Regions from separate parts of the Mus musculus genome. Here region 2 is linked to region 1. Evidence: chromatin contacts called from ENCODE Hi-C data. All regions are on one chromosome and are shown on one strand. The core of a region is the stretch at or near the end of the contact, and the rest is flanking DNA. Distances in the headings are between cores, read along the strand shown.

Region 1 (3,733 bases), core at 1,199-3,698:
AAGCAAATTTTATGAATCTGGTTTTATAAAGAAATTTTTATGCAAGAATGATCAATTACATTAAACTTTCCATCATTATCATGTTGCTTTTTCCTGCCATAAATGTGGTATATAATGACTATTTTTCTTACTTGAAATAAACCAACTTTTGGCATATGTTTATCAGATTTAGGTGACTTTGAATATTATATATATTAAGGCTCCAGAAAATGTTTGCTTTAATATATATATACATAATGTGAAGTAAATATCATAATTACATCAATCAACATACCTACATCAGATTTGCTTTTTTATTGTGAGAACACTTATAATATCTACCCCATCTTACCAAATTTCTAGATACAGTATTATACTAACTAATCTTGCTATTTTTCATAAGGCTCTTAGTTTTCATTTATGCTGAAAGTTTGTATCCTCTGACCTAACCCTCTTCCTAGTCTCCTTCCATCCCTCACTTTTAATGGCTTAAAAAGAATTGCTAGGTTAAACTTGTTTTAATCATTTGTAATTTTTAAACAATGTTCTTCTAGTCCCCCAGGACACGGTTGTCCCAGAGACGTGAGTGTCCACACATAGGCCTTGCCTCCAAGTTATTTCTGTTTGATAAATAAAGACCTCAGCCAATATCTGGCCAGAAGAGACATAGGTGGGGGTTCAGTTTCCCAGGCTTGGGGTCAGGGAGGCGGAACATCAGGAGAAGGTGCAAGAGGAAGCAGGAGAAGCTGCTAGGGCTTAGGTGAGCCATAAAAACATGGCCCGAGGACTGGCCAACTAGAATTAAGAGCAGGCCAGATAAAATATAGTAAATAATAAGTAATAACTTGGAGTTATCGATAGGAGAATAGATTCTTATAACGTGGCAGGTAGTAATCTGCCCAGCTACTGTAATGTTTAAGGCTTATTGTAAATATAAAGGCTGTGTAAGTGTCTTTTTTTCCAGAAACTAATAGGTCAAAGACAGGATAGAAACCCCGAGTCGGGATCAAATGTTCCTACAACATTCTATAATAATACTGGGTTATGATTTTCCACATGTAACCCCCACGCACTTCTGTTTCTTTCTGGAATCGATGCTATGTTAGCTTTATTAAATGAGTTGGTAATGGTTGTTTATTTAATTTCCTGAAAAATCTGGCACCAGTGAGATAATTTGTTACTTGGAAAATGTGGATTTCTCAATAGATGCTGATGTTTCCTTTTCTTGATATCAAAGGCTGTCTCTGTGGTACTCAGGGGTCTGCTGCAATCTGCACTCCTGTGCCCAATCAGCATCTTTAGGATGCCATGTTTAGTAGCTCATTGTTCAGACCAAAGCACCTATTTTGGCCTTACCTCATTGTAAACTTGTAGACTTGCCATAATTTTAAGTTTTATTTAGTTTTCATTAAAACTTATGTGTTTATCATTTATGTAGAAGTTAAGATTTTAGTAGAATGGTCACTCAAAATATTAATTTTGGCAGAAACACTTTAGAGTACTTAATTTTAATTTAATTTTATGAGTGAATGTGAAGGTTACTATGGAGGCTTGTAGAAAGACTTGGATCCTCTCAAGCTGGCATTATAAGCAGATTTGAGCTGGGACCTGAATTATAATCCTTGGTAAGAAAAACAAGCACTCTTAACTGGTGAGCCATCTCTCTCGCCCTGGATTCATCACATTTAATAAGATTCATAGAAAAGAATGAAGTTTTTAATTAGATAAAGTTGGGTTAACATACTGGATACGTTATTTGTCGATAAGATTACCAGAAAAAAAAAATCAGAGCTTTTATCTGCCTGTCTCATATTTGACTTGAGGACTCTCTAACATCACACTTTATAATGTTTCTCAATAGTTGTGGGTGAAATCCAGCTGATATCTACTGAGAACCCTGGGCCCAATCCCACTCTGTTGCTTAGTTATTAATGAACTTAAGCTCTTCAGTCACACTAGGAGGTGGTATTGTCAGCATTGCCATCACAGTGCTAAAATGTTTAAGATGCTGTCATTTCCTCAAGTCCTTAAAGTAGCAAATAGAGCAGACTGCATTCAATCTTAAAAGTATAATACTACTGTCAAATAATGTCAGGCTACAACTTATAGCATCACTTCACCTAAATAATTTAAAACAATTACAACCGTACCTGGCACATAGCTGGAACTCTGTAATGATAATTATTTTACTAGTGAAATGCATAATATTAATGCATAAGTGAATCATGGCATGTTCAGATGGAGTTCTTGTTACAAAGAATAATAAAATGCTGATATAGTTCCCTCTGGAATGATTTCAAAGGGACTAGTGTGCATGAAAAAGCGAGACTGGCAAGGGCTATGTATTTATGATTTTATGTAACATTCTGGAAAAGGCAGAGACATTGTGACAGAAATCAGGCCAGTGGTTGCCAGGGCTGGAGTACAGCACAGGATTGACTGACTACAAATAAGCCTGTGGAAATGGTCTGTGATGATGGAAATTCCCAGCTGACTGTTAAGGTGCCACAGCTCATAAAACTGCACAGTTAAGAAACACAGGATTTACTTTATGTTAATTATATCTTGGAGAAACAAAGAAAACGAGAGCCTTTTCAAGCAATTTGAACCACACTGAGCTCATTCCTGATTAACATGCAGATTTATGCCACCAACGATTTTACGAAACTGCTGACTTAAAACTGCATACTGTTAAATGTGAAGTATATGTCCATGAAACAGCGGTAGGGGTTCTTTCTCAACTCTCTGGAAATGGAGAGAAGTGACTTAAAAAGGCCGTTATTACTGTCAAGTCACCAGGGACCTCAGTGCGCTCCTTTAGGTTTTGTATTACTCCTTATACTACGTAAGAAACAGATGAAAACGGCTTTCTGGTAAGAACTAGTTCTACAAATACCAAAAGAAATGTAACGACATGGAAATAAAACAAAAAACAAAAAAAATAGTTCCTCGAATGGACTTCCCAATAAAGAATATTCCATGCAAAATGACTTGATAAGAAAATCGTCTATAGAGAATATATAAAATGGAAGCCATGGAGTACCGCTTATAGGAATAAGAGTCAAGCTGACATCAACAAAGTCCATAGCATGAGGGAGGCTCTTACTGTGGATTACAGTAAAAAGAGGAAACATCAACAAACTAAAAAAGGCATCACGGAACTATTATTTGAGAATATACCTATTTTGGTTTTTTGAGACAGGGTTTCTCTGTATAGCCCTGGCTGACCTGGAACTCACTTCGTAGAACAGGCTGGCCTTGAACTCAGAAATCCCCCTGCCTCGGCCTTCTGAGTGCTGGGATTAAAGACATGTGCCACCACATATATTCTTAAAAGGGTCCTACTTCACTTATGAAGGAAACTAAGGGCAATCAATATTATGAGTTTTCAATAATTCTATCTGTAAATTATATTTACATTGCTTCTATGGAAGAGAGTTTTTAAAACATTTTTTAAAATATAAAAATACAAAGTGAATATACTGACTTAAAATCCTTATGCTCACTAGGATAGGATGGATTTTAACTGTCATATTAGCATTTGAGAGCCTGAGGCAGGAAGACTTCAGTGAATCTGGGGTATGAATAGGTTTCATAGTAAATTCCATTAAGCCTGGGTTACAGAAAATACCCTGTCTTAAAAAGGAACATGTACCTATACCCTTAAGACGACTAATGAAAGAGGCCACAACCTTAGTCAGGTTTTCTGATTAACCTGCAACACATCTTTAGAAGAAATAAAGGCACTAATGGG
Region 2 (3,643 bases), core at 630-3,129, 210 kb after region 1:
AAGGATTTTGTGTGCCGAATCGCCATGCAGCTTCCCCACAGGTCACACTGGTATATTAATTTTGCTATTTTACATGGATATAATAAATTTTTTATATATGTATATGTATACACACACACACACACGTTCAACTCTACCTCCTGACACTATGTACTTCTATGGATAACTTAAGAATTGAAAAGTGTTGCCAGCAGTGGTGGTGCACGCCTTTAATCCCAGCACTTGGGAGGTACAGGCAGATGGATTTCTGAGTTCGAGGTCAGCCTGGTCTACAGAATGAGTTCTAGGACAGTCAGGGCTATACAGAGAAACCCTGTCTCGAAAAACAAAACAAAACAAAAACAAAGAACTGAAAAGTGTTAATTGCCTCTATTCTAAAGTTGAGATATATAAGAAACTATGGCCTAAATTGCCCATAAATACAACAAACCAATTACCATCTTAAACAACCTTAGCCTCTTTACTAGAGCCTGGACCAGAACCTCATACAGAAACATCAACCTGAAGTGTCAAACAGTAGGACCTAGCAATCTTTATATGAATAGAGTCAGTTATAACATCTACCAACACTTTCACTACTGTAAAACCCAAACTTACTGAGCTCAGAACATATTTTCTACGTCTACATTTGAAACATTCATGGTTAGTCAACTTAAATAGTAAGTATAACACAAAGCAATTTTGAGACTATTCAATGACAATCACTTCTCCTATTGGCCTAATCCCCAGTCCCCCATTCAAATACTCAAAGAAATCCCTTGTCCTGCAGTCTCCTGATACCACTAAGATGCAGATTCTGAACTTGAGTATTTGATCAACAGGTTTAGCAGTTGGGTATAACTGATTTTAAAAATGTAGTAATAATTTCAAATAAAATCTTGGATGACAATGCAGTAATAAACACAATCACATATAGCATAGCACTAGGTAAAAGTACTGTGTTGCCATAAGTACTAGATTCTCATGATTCAGCTAAATAATGGTTAGAAATTAACATATCACATCAGTTTCCTTCACTAAAGCTTTCTATACTTCTTCTAGGTCATTAAGTTAAAGAATGGGTAACATTCTGAATAAATACTAGAGCCATACTGACTAAAGGAAAAAAACAATTATTTAAACACACAGGATTTCCATAATTTTGATACACTTGGAAGAGTGGGGAAAGTGCCCGACTTCAGAATCATTCCAAGAATGTATATAAAATTGAACACATCAGATTACATCTTCCCCGTATCTACAAAACTCATAAAGAGAACTAGAGGTGAAATCGTTTCTCACCCACTGGTTTTATACTAGCCAAATAATCCCCTCGGGAATGGGCCGTTCCTTTCCAGTAGCTACCACAGAGTTCTTTCCCTCTCCCCACGGCCTAGAACGTCTAAGCCCCGGATGTAGAGTGTGCAAACAAGGAGGGGGCCAGCCAAGGCCAGCATTGGCTGGCGGGAGGGGCTGGTGGGTCATCACACTGGACGCAGCCTTTTAAATCCAAGTCTCCACCACAGAGCAGCTCAGCACAGTTCCAAGGAGTCCCTCACGACTGAAAATTCCACGTGACACAGAAAGAGACACTTAGGAAGGAGCCCAACAGGTGCTCACATTGGGAAAACCTTACATCTACAAAAGGCTCAGGGGGTCACAGACAGGGTAAAAAGCACGCACTGCGCAGCTTTAAAGCTAAAATCAGGGACTACAGGAGGTTGACATAGAAAGGGGGGAAAAAATGCATTGCTTCTGGAAAGACACCACAGCCACTTCCGGGCCCTACCTCTCAGTACTCCACTTCCGGTCTTCTAAAAATTGTGGACGCCAGAGATAAACCGATGCGCCCAATGAGAGAATCCGCTAATACCGTGGTTTGCGAGTCGTCGGCCAAGTCCCACCTCTTCCGGTAACAGAAGCCTATCACGGAGTCTGAATGGTGCGGCATGGGCGGAGGCGCCGCGATAGGTCCAACCGGACCGCTGGAGCGAGCGGGAAGCACAGCGGGCCTGCATCCTCTTCCGCCCCGGCCCGGAAGGGTGATGTGGCTGGACCAGCACCGGCCTCACTATGGTAAGAACCTGGGCTTCCTGGCCGCGGTTGAGTTTCTCGGCGGGGCCGCGGCTCGTGCGGGGCGGCGGGGATGGTGCGGGCGCTGTGGGGCGCGGGAGCCCTGGCGCTAGCGTGATTCTCCGGGGATCCGAGGGTGCACAGGCTGGGAGTCATGCGGCCGCGATGCACATCCCGGAGCATCAGGCCAACAGTCCTAGGAAGAACCCGGGTGGTGGACTCGGCCCCTCGCCAAGAGGCCGACTTGCTGCGTTGTTTAGTGTGGAATTACGGTGGCATTCCACTAAGCCGATTGCCATCTGCTACAAATATCTGGACGGATATACACTTTCAAACGCTGGAGTCTCAGTCTCCCCCTTTCCCCTTTCTTTTATGTGTTCCCTGTGTCACCCAACCTGCATCTTTCTGCAGTAATTAATGGATTGCCGGTTTTCTTAACACTAGATACTACTGCTTCCGTTTTACCTGTGGAATCAATGGCGAGATAGGGCCCCTCCCTCATCGTTTTTTCAATTCTAAAGACACTTCTTTGCAAACGAATGTTTTTAATGATTTTAGTTACTGTCTCGAAGGAACTTGAGCCTTACTCGCAGACCACCACTCACTTTGGGAGTTCCTATGCGTGTTATTATTGATTGTTTAATAGTTTAAACCTCAGAAAACCTTACACTATAAATCACAAATAGCAACAACAACAAAGGTCAGGACAAGGAACAGAAAGCCCCTGAGTAAAGTAAACATTAGTAATTAACTTTTAAAGATCTATGAATGCATCTTTTCAGTAGTCTGGTAAATGCAGGAATCTCCCTTCACTATCACTTCAGTGGGTTTAGAAGCCATTTATAACTATATTTCTAGAGAAAGCTTGTTGTGTTATCATCTCAAAATCAGCCAGGACTCTCCCACCCCCACTAGACCTCAAATTCTACGATTAGAAGATACTGAATTTGAGTCCATTAAAGCCTTTTTTTTTTTTTTTACTTCGTACTGCAGATAGTATATTCTTGGTCAAAAGGATGTTAATAAACAGTTACAGAACTTGAAAAGTTGCTTTCTTGCCTATTTACCGAGAAACAAGTAGAATGACTTTGCTCTTAGTCAAAGGTACATTTTACATCCTCTCCTACTTAGATAAAATCAAGATAATTTAAGATGTACAGTATTTTAACTTTTTCCAAAAACAAGCTTTTGTTTACTAGTACTTGATGTGTAGAAGATGTAGTTTCTAAGCATTGTCTTGCTTTAAATTCCTGACTTCTGAGATATTTCCAGGTAAAGGAAGAGAAAAGTAGGGAGCCTGAGTTGTCTAGGATCGGGTACCTAGTAAGTAAAGCCAGGCCTCAGATTTATCTAATGACTCTATGGAGTGGTAACAAGAAAAGTGACTGGTGTGTTCATGAAGATATGCAGTTTTCTGCTCCAGATTTTTTTAACTTATGATTTGTTGAATATATGGGTGTGTAACTGGAATTGGAGGGTTGAAGGGTGAATTATATGTATCCCTATATTTGTAGAATGGCTTTGGAAGGATGTGTGATAGTATTAAATCTGTATGTTTTACTTTTTTAAGTGTTGTGAGAAAAAAAAAAGT

What was found. A loop is a pair of places that touch in the nucleus more often than their neighbours do.
Region 2: a loop to region 1 is called in a map of left cerebral cortex, with 2.8 times the contacts of the local background. The contact joins the promoter of Xrcc4 here to the enhancer-like site in region 1. A Hi-C loop is called at or near these places in 1 of 37 maps with a recorded cell type or tissue (left cerebral cortex).

Annotation. Positions count from the first base shown.
Region 1 is chr13:89,876,512-89,880,244 of GRCm38, forward strand. All of the region lies in intron 7 of Xrcc4 (X-ray repair complementing defective repair in Chinese hamster cells 4), which reads right to left. Among named protein-coding and RNA genes, the nearest start is that of Vcan, 140 kb to the left of the region's middle. Within about 2 kb of position 2,449, at least 1 of the 3 ENCODE cell types and tissues checked has a DNase peak (open chromatin) inside an H3K27ac peak, as active enhancers do; it is left cerebral cortex, where a contact is called at or near this core.
Region 2 is chr13:90,087,729-90,091,371 of GRCm38, forward strand. It overlaps Xrcc4 (X-ray repair complementing defective repair in Chinese hamster cells 4), which reads right to left and starts at 1,880. Exons shown (of 8, transcript NM_028012.4): 1 at 1,769-1,880. It overlaps Tmem167 (transmembrane protein 167), which reads left to right and starts at 1,939. Exons shown (of 4, transcript NM_025335.3): 1 at 1,939-2,055. The coding sequence starts at 2,053.